Regions from separate parts of the Mus musculus genome. Here region 1 is linked to region 2. Evidence: chromatin loops called from intact Hi-C (ENCODE). Cell type or tissue: heart. All regions are shown on one strand.

Region 1 (8,000 bases), 420 kb after region 2:
TAATGTGACCTACTATAAGGTTTTGCCTTCATGTATGCAGTCTAATCACCACATTTGTGCAGTGCCCACAGAGGCCAGAAGAGGGCGACTGATCCTATGGAACCAGACTTACAGCTGGGTGTGAGCTGCTGTGTGGGTGCTGGGAATGGAACCTGGGTCCTCTGCAAGAGCAGCAGTTCTTTTGAGTCGTCTCTCCACATGAAATAATAATAATGACAACAACAACAATAACAATCCACTAGTAAACAACCAACCAACAATTATTAATTGATAATAATTAATCAATATTTAACAACAATTTATAATTAACTTTGGCTCACAATTAAGTATTAACTAACATTAATAAATAACTATTTGTTAATGATTAATCATCTACTAACTGTTAATTAGTATTAATTATTAATTAATTAATTAATTACAGGTGTTAATTAAATTTTAACAGCCACAGTAATAGGTCTTTATTAATTAAAATTGCTAATTAAAATCATTAATTTATTTATTGATTATTAATCAATTAATAATTATACTTGATAATTAATTATCAATATTGTTAATGATGATTGATAATTAACAATTAATAATTGACTATTGGCTAGCAATTAAGTATTAATTAACATTAAGTTTTAAGTAATAATTATTAGTTAACATTACTAAGTAATTGTTGGTTAACAATTAATCATCTGCTGTTAATTAACAATCAATCAGTTATTAATTTACAGCTGATAATTTATTAATATCAATCATTTTAGATGCTTGTTAAGCAACATCAATTAACAGCTATTTGCTATTAATTGATTTTTTATTAATTATTGTTTGATTTCATTGGTCATTCTTAATTAATGTTCAATAATTGTTTAATTTCTGACTTCTATGAGGGGTATTTTATTTTCTCAGACTCTCTTTAGGAAACTAATGCTTCACTTCCAAGCAGGCGAGAAGGTTCTGGGTTTTGTCACTGATTACCCTTTAGTAAGAATCTATCTGAGACAAAATTTGGAGCTGTGACGAAAGGATGGACCATCTAGTGATTGCCATATGCAGGGATCCATCCCATAATCAGCTTCCAAATGCTGACACCATTGCATACACTAGCAAGATTTTGCTGAAAGGACCCAGATATAGCTCTCTCTTGTGAGACTATGCCGGGGCCTAGCAAACACAGAAGTGGATGCTCACAGTCAGCTATTGGATGGGTCACACGGCCCCCAATGGAGGAGCTAGAGAAATTACCCAAGGAGCTAAAGGGATCTGCAACCCTATAGGTGGAACAACAATATGAACTAACCAGTACCCGGGAGCTCTTGTCTCTAGCTGCATATGTATGAAAAGATGGCCTAGTCAGCCATCACTGGAAAGAGAGGCCCATTGGACATGCAAACTTTATATGCCCCAGTACAGGGGAATGCCAGGGCCAAAACGGGGGAGTGGGTGGGTAGGGGATTGGGGGGTGGGTATGGGGGACCTTTGGGATAGCATTGAAAATGTAAACGAGGAAAATACCTAATTTAAAAAAAAAAAAAAGAATCCATCTATCTGTGTGGCTTTCATCCTTGGAAGCTTTTGAGACTTCAGTGTATGATGAAATGCATCAGCAGGCCTCAGAGTGATCTGTTACTGCTACGTCCATTAGGAACCATGTGCCGATGACTTAGAATAATTTCTATGTATCAAGTGATTTGACGTATCTCTGTCTCGCTAAGGTCTCAGAAAAAAGGAGACAAAAGAGTCCCACGGTGATGTTAATTTGTCTTTCCCCCCTTTTTATCCCACAAATATTTTCCTTTTCTACTTTGACGCTATATTCCATTGTGAATATAATGAAATCATTTTAGGTCAAGCATGAGGAGGCTCTGGTGGGTTTTGTGGGAGGCTAGCCTGCTGTCTCTTTCTCATGGCCTGCTGACTTGGTGGGGAGATGCTTCTGGTATATTCTGGTAACTGCTGCTGGGGCAAAGGGCTCCTCCCCGTCAACAAGCTGTACAGACAACCATAAAGATCATTTGTTTTAGAGCTAAATATGAGTGACCAGGGCCTAGGCACATTAGGTTACAAAAAATACCACGTTACAATATTGAAACAGTTTGGTGACAGTTGTAGAGTAACAGGACAAAGAAAGTAATACATGAAGGATATGTTGGTAACACATTGGTGGGAACATCTGATAGCTGGGCAGCAGCAAGGGTAGGGACACTCTGCTATAGGCCTCATAGGTTATTTGATGCCACCCTCAGCCTTTGGATTGGCAGATTTCATAACCTGCAGATCCCTTGAGAGTTGAAGGTTCTAGTGTCCCTGTCCTCGAGGTAGGAGAGCAGGTCATGACAGCAGAAGTTCCTGGAAAGAGTCTCAGAAGACACAGATTTGCCGGACATCAAACCCCTATGCACAGAGAAGTGTGACTTGAGTTGACGTTTGATCTTTTGATAAGTCCTCCTCCAACCCATCTAAGCCCTGCTTCTACCGAAATCAAATGATGCCCACATGAACTGTGGGGATGGTGACCTCCCTCCCAGAGTCACGGGCAGGCACCTGCTTCTGCTTGTGGGGGGCGTTAAACCTCATGGACTCACCCCAGTTCTGAATAAAAGAGAGACACAGTTAACTCCAGAAATACCTCTGTATTTCTGCCACACGTGTCCAGGTGCCGAAGGAATCCAGGAGAAGGTTACAGACAGTTTTGAGCTGTCCAGCGCGGATGCTGGAAACCAAACTCAGACTCTCAGGTAGAACAGCAAATATTCTAAACAGCTGAGCCCTTTCTCTCCAGACCCTCAAATAATTTATTTCAAATTAAAACAGAGAATTTTGCTTAACAGCTCCTGGAAATTAAAAAAGAGAAGCAGTCTGGGTGAGCGTGGTGGCACATGCCTTTAATCCCAGCGTTCAGGAAGCAGAGGCAGGGATCTAGAGTGGGCAGACACCCTGCTATAGGGCAGGTGTGGAGATCAGAGAAGAACTTGCAGGAGTCAGCTCTCTTCTTCCATCATGAGCGTTCCAGGGATCAAACTCAGACTGCCTGTCAGGTTTAGCAACAAGTACCCTGACCAGCTGAGAAATCTCACTGGCTGGAGGATGTTTTTTAATTATTCACTTTACATCCTGCTCACTGCTGCCCTCCTGGTCACCCCTTCCCACAATCCTTTTCCCTTCCCTTCTCCTCTGAGATGGTGGGGGCCCTCTGGGTCTCTGAGAGGCTAGGCACTTCCTCTCCCACTGAGGCCAGACAAGGCAGCCCAGATAGAACATATCCCACGTACAGGCAACAGCCTTTCAGATAGCTCCCTTTCCATTTGTTTGGGACCCACATGAAGACCAAGCGCACATCAGCTACATACGAGCAGGGACGGCTATGTCCGGTCTGTGTATGTTCTTCGGTTTGTGGTTCAGCCTCTGAGAGACCCAAGGGTGCAGGTTAGTTGGTTCTGTTGGTCTTCCTGTGAATTTTCTATCTGCTTAGGGGCTGCCTTCCTTCCTCTTATTCTTCCATTAGAGTTTCCAAACTCCATCCACTGTTTGGCTGTGGGTGCCTACATCTGTGTGACTTGGTTGGTGGCTGGAGCCTCTCAGAGGATAGCCATGCTAGACTCCTGCCTGCAAGCATAACAGAGAATCACTAAGTGTCAGGGATTAGGGCTTGTCCATGGGATGGGTCTCAAGTTGAGATGGTTAATGATTGGCCATTCCCTCCATCCCCCAATCCCTGCATTTCTTGTAGAAAGAATAAGTTTTGGGTGGAAAGTGGAAATATTCTTAAACCGAGATCAATTCTCAGAGGGGAAAATCAGAATTCATTTTCTGGAGTACAAGAAAATATTATTCATTTGCTGCTTCACCTGTGGCATGGGTCCCATAAATCTTTGCACAAATTTCCATTCATGTAAATTGATTTCTGGAGCTGGGGTTGCTGCTTGGAGCTAGAGGACCTATCTAGCTTGGCTCAAAATCCTCCTGGTTTAGGAAAGAAACAGGAAACTAAATCAACTAAGAAGGAACCTGTAAAATGCAAGTGTTTGAGCTGGTGAGTGGGGAAAGCAGCTTTCTGGAAACATGACGACCCTGTTATCTGAAGAGCTCAGGGGATGAAAGGAGACAGCCAGTTCCTAACCTTAACCAGTGTGCTGTGATGGGTGTGCGTGTACACACAGACACACACACACACACACACACACACACACACACACACACATACACAGACACACACACATGCACACACTCACACACACATACACAGAAACACACAAATGTAATAATACATAATACAAATCAAATAATAAATTAAAATATTTACAATTGCTTATACAAAACAATTCTAATCAGGTTCTTGTAACAATGTAACAAAAGTGCACACTGCCTTCTTAAGGCTTCTTCTTTATTTTTTTATTGTTTTCATTGTTTGCTTGTTTGTTTGTTTTTTTTGCCAAAGGCTTTCTCTTTGTAGCCTGAGCTGTCCTGGAACTCACTCTGTAGACCAGCTTGCCTTGAACTCACAAAGATCTGCCTATCTCTGCTTCTCAAACGCTGCAGTTAAAGGTGTGTGCCACCACCTTCTGGCAGTGTTCCCAGTTTTAATGATGCTTTCTTTCTGCTGTTAAACCAAAGGTCTGGTTTTTTGCCTTTTTCTTGTTTTGAGAGACTGAACCCAGCATCTTGCACATAATAGGAGAGTCCTTGCCCCAAACTCTTCCCACTTTTTCTTAGGCCCTCCTGGTCTGGGGCCACCTTAGCCACCAATCCCAGGATACAAATGGTTCTGGGCTAACAGCACTGCTTCTAATTCTAGCCTCCCACACATCCCTCCCTCCCTGTTCTACAGACTCCCTGTCATGTGACCCTCACGAGTCCTTGGCCACTGCTCTTTCCTGGAATCGGATACTAAATGAAAAGCTGCCTCTGACACCTGGCACAGGTTGGGGTTGAATCCACTTAGGGTCTCCATCAACACGTAATAGGCATGTTTGCAGTCAACATTGCCAGAAGCCTGCTTGGATTTAAAGAGCCACAATGAAGACTTTAAATCTGGGAATAGAGTTGTCTCAGAGGTTGATTGACAGGGGATAAGGGACCCTGGAGTCTCCCCAGGGAGCCAGCTTGAGCCCAGTCCAATTCTGCATCCAACATATCGGAATAAGCAGCTCTGGGCACAGCTTATGAGCACAAAGATGGATGCCTACCCTGAAGCAGGAACAAGTGGCCCTGGCCCTCAGCCCAGAATTATCACCAGGAATGGCTCCAGGAATGGTTGTGGCTCATTTTACTTTCTACAAATTAATTCGATTTAAAGGAAGACTGGGAGGCAAAAGCTATTATTTTTAAAGGGCTACGGTGAAACTTCCAGAGTTACAGTTATCCTCCAAAGTGACAATTGCTCCAGATTTGTCTATTGCATAGATTTGACATCTCTGAATGTTAAATTTTTCTTAAAACAGATGGAGTATCTAACTTCAAGCTGGTAGAGTGATAAGGGAGACCAACAGGCAGAAACCAGGCTTCCAAAAAATAATATTGCTGGGTTTACTGTAAAAAATAATCTCCTGGGGCTTAGAGAGATGGTTCAGATAATAACAACACTGGCTGTTCTTCTCAAGGAAGAGACTGTCCCCAGTACCCACATGGTGGCTCACAATCATCTGAAATTCCAGTTCCAGAAGATATGATGCCTCCTTCTGGCCTTTGTGGGCACTGCTTGCACATGGTACACAGATATACATTACAGATAAACCACTCAAATACATAAAACCATTTTTAAAAATCTCTTAGAGATGTCTCCATGAAATATTTCATAGCCGGGCGTGGTGGCACATGCCTTTAATCCCAGCACTTGGGAGGCAGAGGCAGGCGGATTTATGAGTTCGAGGTAGCCTGGTCTACAAAGTGAGTTCCAGGACAGCCAGGGCTATACAGAGAAACCCTGTTTCAAAAAACCGGAAAAAAAAAAAAAGAAATATTTCGTTTATACCTAGATATGTTCTTCCCAGTGCAGCAGCTTGCAGCCTGGTGTGGTTTTTAAACGTAAGTGGGTTAAAATTAAGTACAAATAAAGGTGACGTTCCTCAACTGTTCCAATTGGCCTTCAGATGCTCAGTAGCTACAGCAGTAAGGTGTACGCAGGCAAGTTTCATCAGAAAGCCCTTCTGTTTCCTAGGTGATCAATAAGCAGAAACTACAGCTGGCCAAGCTTTTTTTTTTTCATTTTAAGATTTTATTTATGTGCATTAGTGTTTTGCCTGCATGTATGTCTGTACAAGGGTGCCAGATCCCCTGGAACTGCAGTTACAGAAAATTGTGAGCTGCCATGTGGGTGCTGGGAACAGAACTCAGGACTTCTGGAAGGGCAGCCAGTGCTGTTAACTGCTGAGCCATCTCTCCAGCCCCTGATCAACTTTTCAATTGAGTCATCTCGTTTTGACCACTCTAGACTAAGCATTTTCTAGCTAAAGTTATAGATCCAAAATATTCACGAACATGTCATGAAAAAAATCACTAATTATTAAATGATCTCTTTTGAAAAATAAAACATAAAAATGCAAGTTTGGAAGAGCTGAGTGTGTGCTGCCTACATTCTGGAATCTGATACTATCCTTCTAATCATATTTCATTTTTTTCTTGCACGAAAAGTAATCTCTATTTTACACATCCTCAATAGTTTTTCATTACCAAAGGTAAGTGAGAGTACACACACATGTGCACACATGGATGCATGAACAAACATACATTCATAATACATATGAGGCATACATGTACATATGCATATGCAGACACACCCACATACACATATGCACATATATACACATACACAGAATCACGTGCATGCACACATGTTTACACATACATGCATATATATATATGCAGATATACATGTAACATGCCTATGCACAGACTTACTTATATACATATATACATATACACAGACACACAGACACACATGCATGCCCACACATATTCAAACACATGTGCACACACATAGACACACTTCATCTGTAGCCAATTGGGCTTCCTCCCGGCTCTCCTAACGTGAGCAGCTCAGATGTGCATTCTAAGATGTGAAGCCATCCCAGAGATGGGCTTGGAGCCCAGGACTTAAACCCACTGCTGTTGCTTTGCCTCCTGCCCAACTGGCATTTTCCTCTCTGAGCTGGCGAGTTCCGGTTTGCTAAACTGAGCATGACTTCATGAACCCATCTCAATCTTAGGTGAGACAAGACGTGATAAATGTTTGATGCGCACAGTACAGACAGGTGATAGGTCAGGTGGGTCCAGTATATCCACTCCCCCTTTTTAATCAGTCATATCCCTGTTCTAAGTCCAGAAGCACCTGAATTACACATTTCTGCTGGGATGTTGCTTTCCATGGTAAATGTGCAGTGATGTGCATTGCAACTGTCATTCCACCCCCCTCCCCGCAAGGCTTGTCAATTACTAATATTGCTCCCATTCATCCTTGAGTGAGATGCCCAGATCTCAGGGAATCATTTCAGCAACTCCAGGAGGTACGGATTGATATGCTCTCCCATCACAGATAAGGACCAAAGACAGATATAGAAGGACGAGGGGTCTCTCCAAAGGCAGCCCCAGCTCAAGGATAGCAGTACGGTCCCTGGATATGACTGAGTGTGAGCAGAAATCTACAAGCTGACAAAGGGAAGCGAAGCGGCCCGCGGTGTCTCAGATTCATTCTTAAGGAACTGAGAACTTAATCTTCCAAAATGTCAAAGAGACCATCTTATGCCCCACCTCCCACCCCAGCTCCTGCAACACAAATGCCCAGCACACCAGGGTTTGTGGGATACAATCCATACAGTCATCTCGCCTACAACAACTACAGGCTGGGAGGGAACCCGGGCACCAACAGCCGGGTCACGGCGTCCTCTGGCATTACGATTCCAAAGCCTCCAAAGCCACCAGATAAGCCGCTGATGCCCTACATGAGGTACAGCAGAAAGGTCTAGGACCAAGTAAAGGCTTCCAACCCTGACCTAAAGTTGTGGGAGATTGGCAAGATT
Region 2 (8,000 bases):
CATACTCCTGTATGAAAACACTGTACTTCATGTCTTCAAACGTTCACATTTCTTCAGAACAGAGAGAATGACATATACTGAGGTAGGGGCTCCTTTGAAGTACATTACTGCCAGCCAGTGGTGGCTCAAGCCTTTAATCCCAGCATGTGGGAGATAGAGGTAGGCAGATGAATTCTGATTTTCCCCTCTGAGAATTGATTTCAATTTAGGTATAAACGAAATATTTCATGGAGACATCTTTAAAATGGTTTTATGTACATGAGTGGTTTATCTGTAATGTATATCTGTGTACCATGTGCAAGCAGTGTCCACAAAGGCCAGAAGGAGGCATCATATCTTCTGGAATTGGAATTTCAGATGATTGTGAGTCACCATGTGGGTACTGGGGACAGTCTCTTCCTTGAGAAGAACAGCCAGTGTTGTTATTATCTGAACCATCTCTCTAAGCCCCAAGAGACTATTTTTTACAGTAAACCCAGCAATATTTTTTGGAAGCCTTGTTTCTGCCTCTTGGTCTCCCTTATCACTCTACCCGTTTGAAGTTAGATACTCCGTCTGTTTTAAGAGAAATTTAACATTCAGAGATGTCAAATCTATACAATAGACAAATCTGGAGCAATTGTCACTTTGGAGGATAACTGTAACTCTGGAAGTTTCACTGTGGCCCTTTAAAAATAATAGCTTTTGCCTTCCGTTCTTCCTTTAAATCGAATTAATCTGTAGAAAGTAAATTGAGCCACAACCATTCCTTGGCTGAGGGCCAGGGCCACTTGTTCCTGCTTCAGGGTAGGCATCCATCTTTGTGCTCATAAGCTGTGCCCAGAGCTGCTTATTCCGATATGTGGGATGCAGAATTGGACTGGGCTCAAGCTGGCTCCCTGGGGAGACTCCAGGGTCCCTTATCCCCTGTCAATCAACCTCTGAGACAACTTTATTCCCGGATTTAAGATCTTCATTGTGGCTCTTTAAATTCAAGCAGGCTCTGGCAACATTGACTGCAAACATGCCTATTACGTGTTGATGGAGACCCTAAGTGGATTCAACCCCTTACCACCTGTGCCAGGTGTCAGAGGCAGCTTTTCATTTAGTATCCGATTCCAGGAAAAGCAGGGGCCAAGGACCCGGGAGGGTCACATGACAGGGAGTCTGTAGAACAGGGAGGGAGGGATGTGTGGGAGGCTAGAATTGGAAGCAGTGCTGTTAGCCCAGAACCATTTGTATCCTGGGATTGGTGGCTAAGGTGGCCCCAGACCAGGAGGGCCTAAGAAAAATGGGAAGAGTTTGGGGCAAGGGCTCTCCTATCATGTGCAAGATACTGGGTTCAGTCTCTCAAAACAAGAAAAAGGCAAAAAGCCAGACCTTTGGTTTAACAGCAGAAAGAAAGCATCATTAAAACTGGGAACACTGCCAGGAGGTGGTGGCACACACCTTTAACTGCGGCGTTTGAGAAGCAGAGATAGGCGGATCTTTGTGAGTTCAAGGCAAGCTGGTCTACAGAGTGAGTTCCAGGACAACTCGGGCCACAAAGAGAAACCCTTTGGCAAAAACAAACAAACAATGAAAACAATAAAAAAATAAAGAAGAAGCCTTAAGAAGGCAGTGTACATTTTTGTTACATTGTTACAAGAACCTGATTAGAATTGTTTTGTATAAGAAATCATAAATATTTTATTATTTGATTTATATTATGTATTATTACATTTGTGTTTCTCTCTCTTTCTCTCTCTCTCTCTCTCTCTGTGTGTGTGTGTGTGTGTGTGTGTGTGTGTGTGTGTGTGTGTATGTGTGTGTGTGTGTGTATGTGTGTGTCTGTGTGTGTCTGTGTGTGTGTATGTGTGTGTGTCTGTGTGTATTTGTGTGTGTGCACACACACCCATCACAGCACATTGGTTAAGGTCAGGAGCTGGCTGTCTCCTTTCATCCCCTGAGCTCTTCAGATAACAGGGTTGTCATGTTTCCAGAAAGTTCCTTTCCCCACTCACCAGCTCAAACACTTGCATTTTACAGGTTCCTTTTTAGTTGATTTAGTTGCCTTTTTTCTTTCCTGTTCTGGGGACCTAAACCAGGAGGATTTTGAGCCAAGTTAGATAGGCCCTCTACCTCCAAGCAGCAACCTCAGCTCCAGAAATCAATTTACATGAATGGAAATCTGTGCAAAGATTTATGTGACCCATGCCACAGGTGAAGCAGCAAATGAATAATATTTTCTTGTACCCCAGAAAATGAATTCTGATTTTCCCCTCTGAGAATTGATCTTGGTTTAAGAATATTTCCACTTTCCACCCAAAACTTATTCTTTCTACAAGAAATGCAGGGATTGGGGGGTGGAGAGAATGGCCAATCAATAACCGACCCAACTTGAGACCCATCCCATGGACAGGCCCTAATCCCTGTCACTTACCGATACTTGGTTATGCTTGCGGGCAAGAATCTAGCATGGCTATCCTCTGAGAGGCTCCAGCCACCAACCAAGTCACACAGATATAGACACCCACAATCAAACAGTGGATGGAGTTTGGAAACTCTAATGGAAGAATAAGAGGAAGGAAGGCAGCCCCTAAGCAGATAGAAAATTCACAGGAAGACCAACAGAACCAACTAACCTGGACCCTTGGGGCTCTCAGAGACTGAACCACAAACTGAAGAACATACACAGGCCGGACATAGCTGTCCCTGCTCGTATGTAGCTGATGTGCGCTTGGTCTTCATGTGGGTCCCAAACAAATGGAAAGGGAGCTATCTGAAAGGCTGTTGCCTGAACGTGGGATATGGTCTTCTATCTAGGCTGCCTTGTCTGGCCTCAGTGGGAGAGGAAGTGCCTAGCCTCTCAGAGACTTGAAGTGCCACGTTGGGGTTGGGGATACCCAGAGGGCCCCCACCATTTCAGAGGAGAAGGGAAGGGGGAAGGGTTGTGGGAAGGGGTGACCAGGAGGGCAGCAGTAAGCAGGATGTAAAGTGAATAATTAAAAAACATCCTCCAGCCAGTGAGATTTCTCAGCTGGTAAGGGTACTTGTTGCTAAATCTGACAGGCAGACTGAGTTTGATCCCTGGAACGCTCATGATGGAAGAAGAGAGCTGACTCCTGCAAGTTCTTCTCTGATCTCCACACGTGCCCTATAGCAGGGTGTCTGCCCACTCTGGATCCCTGTCTCTGCTTCCTGAACGCTGGGATTAAAGGCATGTGCCACCGTGCTCACCCAGACTGCTTTTCTTTTTTAATTTCCAGGAGCTGTTAAGCAAAATTCTCTGTTTTAATTTGAAATAAATTATTTGAGGGTCTGGAGAGAAAGGGCTCATCTGTTTAGAATATTTGCTGTTCTACCTGAGAGTCTGAGTTTGGTTTCCAGCATCCGCGCTGGACAGCTCAAAACTGTCTGTAACCTTCTCCTGGATTCCTTCGGCACCTGGACACATGTGGCAGAAATACATAGGTATTTCTGGAGTTAACTGTGTCTCTCTTTTATTCAGAACTGGGGTGATTCCATGAGGTTTAACGCCCCCCACAAGCAGAAGCAGGTGCCTGCCCGTGACTCTGGGAGGGAGGTCACCATCCCCACAGTTCATGTGGGCATCATTTGATTTCGGTAGAAGCAGGGCTTAGATGTGTTGGAAGAGGGCTTATCAAAAGGTCAAACCTCAACTCAAGTCACACTTCTCTGTGCATAGGGGTTTGATGTCCGGCAAATCTGTGTCTTCTGAGACTTTTTCCAGGAACTTCTGCTGCCATGACCTGCTCTCCTACCTCGAGGACAGGGACACCTTCAATTCTCAAGGGATCTGCAGGTTATGAAATCTGCCAACCCAAAGGCTGAGGGTGGCATCAAATAACCTATGAGGCCTATAGCAGAGTGTCCCTACCCTTGCTGTTGCCCAGCTATCAGATGTTCCCACCAATGTGTTACCAACATATCCTTCATGTATTACTTTCTTTGTCCTGTTACTATACAACTGTCACCAAACAGTTTCAATATTGTAACGTGGTATTTTTTGTAACCTAATGTGCCTAGGCCCTGGTCACTCATATTTAGCTCTAAAACAAATGATCTTTGTGGTTGTCTGTACAGCTTGTTGACGGGGAGGAGCCCTTTGCCCCAGCAGCAGTTACCAGAATATGCCAGAAGCATCTCCCCACCAAGTCAGCAGGCCATGAGAAAGACAGCAGACTAGCCTCCCACAAAACCCACCAGAGCCTCCTCATGCTTGACCTAAAATGATTTCATTATATTCACGATGGAATATAGCATCAAAGTAGGAAAGGAAAATATTTGTGGAATAAAAAGGGGGGAAAGACAAATTAGCATCACTGTGTGACTCTTTTGTCTCTTTTTTTCTGAGACCTTAGGGAGACAGAGATACGTCAAATCACTTGATACATAGAAATTATTCTAAGTCATCGGCACATGGTTCCTAATGGACATAGCAGTAACAGATCACTCTGAGGCCTGCTGATGCATTTCATCATACACTGAAGTCTCAAAAGTTTCCAAGGATGAAAGCCACACAGATAGATGGATTTTCTTACTAAAGGGTAATCAGTGACAAAACCCGGAACCTTCTCGCCTGCTTGGAAGTGAAGCATTAGTTCCCTAAAGAGAGTCTGAGAAAATAAAATACCCCTCATAGAAGTCAGAAATTAAACAATTATTGAACATTAATTAAGAATAATTAATTAAATAACCAATAAATCAAACAATAATTAATAAAATCAATCAATAGCAGTTAGCTATTAATTGATGTTGCTTAACAAGCATCTAAAATGGTTGATATTAACAAATTATCAGCTTTAATTAATAACTGATTGTTAACTAACAGCTGGCAGATGATTAATTGTTAACCAACAATTATTTAGTAATGTTAACTAATAATTATTACTTAGAATCTTAATGTTAATTAATACTTAATTGTTAGACAATTAAACTTATATATAAATGTTAACTAATTGTTAGCCAATTAATCTAAATTAATATTAGCCAATTAAAATTATTTATTAATATGAACTATTACTTAACACTTAGTGTTAATTAATACTTAGTTGTTAGCCAATAGTTAATTATTAATTGTTGTTAATTATCAATCAACATTAATAATAGTGATTGATTAATGATCAAGTATAATTATTAATTGGTTAATAATCAATAAATAAATTAATAATTTTGATTAACAATTTTAATTAACAATGATCTATTATTGTGGCTGTTAAAATTTAAATTAACAGCTTAAATTGATAATTAATTGTTAATTAACAGTAGATGATTGTTAACCAAGTTATTTATTAATATTAACTAATATTTAATTGTTAGCCAATAGTTAATTATTAATTGTTGTTAAATATTGATTGATTATTATCAATTAATAATTGTTTGTTGGTTATTTGTTAGTGGATTGTTGTTGTTGTTATTATTATCATTATTATTATTATTATTATTATTATTATTATTTCATGTGGAGAGATGATTCAAAAGAACTGCTGCTCTTGCAGAGGACCCAGGTTCTGTTCCCAGCACACACACAACAGCTCACACCCAGCTGTAACTCTGGTTCCATAGGATCAGTCGCCCTCTTCTGGCCTCTGTGGGCACTGCATTAATGTGGTGCTTATACAAACACAAAAGCAAAACCTCATGGTAGGTCACATTAAAACTGTGATGCATCCAATTGGGGTGCAGAAAACGTCATGCTGGTAGGAAATATTAAAAGCTTGTGTCAGGAAAGAAGAAGACAAAAAACTGAAGAGATAGGTAGAAGTCTCTCTGAGGAACATTTAGAAGAACAGAAAATGAAGACAAAAAAAAGACAAAAAATACTTAAGGGACATGAGGAAAAAATACAAAAGAAGTCATGAAAGCCAAATACTAATATTTTTAAGGAAATGAGTAGAAGTCAGAACTCTGACAATACCAGCAAGAAAGTAAAATTAGAAATTAAAATGGAGAATTTTGTTTAATAGCTTCTAGACATTAAAAAAACAAGCAAACAAATGTCTGGGCATGGTGGTGAATGCCTTTAATTCCAGCACTCAGGAGGCATAGGCAGGGGGATTGCTATGAGTTTGAGGCCAGCTAGATATACATTGAGAGTCCCAGGCCAATCAGGTCTATACAGTGAGACCCTTTCTCAAGAGCAAAAAAAAAAAAAGCAATTTATGACAAAGCTTGCAAATTCTCACGAAAAGGACGGAGTCTCAGAGTAGAACACACTCCATTAAGACTGAGACCATCATAAACTGCATTGGTCACCTTGACTCCACAGTCAACTTGCTTTGAGCAATGCCAGACTCACCCTCCAGGCTCAGAGAGGGAAGATCCTGAGGCAGAAGTGAAGAGAAGAGTGCTTGTCTCGAGGGTGTCTCAGACAGGGCAGTGACCCTATGAGGAGCTGCAGAAATATAAATTTCAAAGCAGCCTTGAAGCTCATCAAGTCACTCAAGGTGCTTGGTGTGTGGCTGGGTCACTTCACCCTACCACAATGCTGGTGGATGGGCAAAGGCTCTCACCAGGCTCTGCCATTGGTGGGTGGAAGACTCAAGCCGGTTCCACAGATCTGTCTCACTTCTCCAAGCTTACAGAAATGTAGCATGATGTCTTATTACTGACATGGAGAAGTTTAACCATGTCTGCTCTAAAGGGAACAGTGAGATCTTAGCTCGTGGTGCCATTGGCAATCTGAGAAGAGTACATTGGTGGCCTGTCCTGGACAGCCACAGCTGATGAAGTGACTATTTTAGTGTTCCATTGCATTATATAGGCACCTCAGTATTCACCAGAGAAGACTGCTCAGATATAGATTTTGGCCAATGAATTTTAGTCTCTACTGGCTGGATGTTGACAACACTGGGTATTTGGTATCCCAGTGTAGCCCCAAGCCTTTCTCAGGGTGAGTTATGAAGGACAAAAACTATATCTTGGGTTGACATACTTCAGTTAGCAAGAACAGTTAGCCAGAAGTAGAATTGCAGAGGTCAAAAAAGCAAGGTTGGTACAGAGATTTTCTCAGAACTTTGGACTTTGATGGATTAGGCCTTTGTTTTAGGTTGGTGGTGGTTCTGTGCATATGCTGAGCTTTATGGCCTGAATGGTACTGCCATCTTGGAATCAGTTGTGCTAAGGTCTGGGGCTCAGCTACACTAGGATGTAGTTGGGCTGCCTTGATAGCCTTCATCTCTGTGTTGGAGGTTGGTGCTAATGGTTTTCAATCTGCTAATCCAGATGCTGAAGGTTCTTGTATCCAATTACTTTTTGATCAATAAAGAAGCCAGTGGCCAATGGCTGGGCATGGGGTAGGACACTTAGAGTTGTGAGGGTAGGATGGAGAGAGAATCGCCAGGATGGGAAAGAAGAAGGGAATGCAGGAGCAACAGGAGATAAAGCCAACCAGCAATGTGAGTTTTTGGGTCAGGGGGCCCTTGCCATTTCCCCACTGGACTTGGGGTAGCAGGGTAAGGTTTAGTAGTGCCCAACCTTTGAACTAGTAAAGGCATTTTAATATTAACCATTTGAGAATCCAAGATAGCTCCTGGGTACATGTTTGAGATCCCCTGGGAGCACGAAGTGGTGCAGCCAAAAACTCACAGCAACATCTCTACACTGAATCAGGAATAGGAGCTCATGTTAATACTATGGTAAACAATGAAACTTAATTTCCCTGAATTTATGTAAAACTATAATGTGGACAAATATGAACAAGTCCTATCAGAGCATTTAACTCCTATGTCTCCAGGTTGGAGAATTCCTGCTCCATCAATAGCAGCAGGTGGATTCCAAGAGGCACAAAATGAAAAGCCTCCCAAATCCTGCCTGTGTTGCCATCCCTGTGGGAGGGGTTCCACTCTCCTCACTGATGTGGGGGGATTGCAGCTAACTTGATGAGGGATTGTCCTAAATCAGAGAATTCTGTGTTAATTCAGGGACCCTCCAAATGCCCTGTGGGGAACAGGAAAAGGACAACATGTCAACATGCCCTGTCCTCCTCAAGCTGACTAGGGATGCAGGCAGGGGTTTGT

The links. Hi-C counts contacts between places; a loop is a spot of excess contacts. Peaks named below come from ENCODE experiments on the same cell type or tissue, not always from the same donor. Only the 100,000 strongest peaks of a DNase experiment are listed, where the experiment ranks them.
Region 1: a loop joins it to region 2, with 12 times the contacts of the local background. A loop is called at or near these places in 5 of 42 quality-filtered maps.

The regions. Positions count from the first base shown.
Region 1 is chr5:146,567,185-146,575,184 of GRCm38, forward strand. It overlaps the pseudogene Gm8494. Among named protein-coding and RNA genes, the nearest start is that of Gpr12, 14 kb to the right of the region's middle. In heart, a CTCF peak has its summit at 89 (motif pointing right); DNase peaks (open chromatin) are centred at 4,787 and 5,117.
Region 2 is chr5:146,142,557-146,150,556 of GRCm38, forward strand. No RefSeq gene overlaps it. Among named protein-coding and RNA genes, the nearest start is that of Gm5565, 14 kb to the right of the region's middle. In heart, no CTCF peak of the experiment used is centred here; no DNase peak of the experiment used is centred here.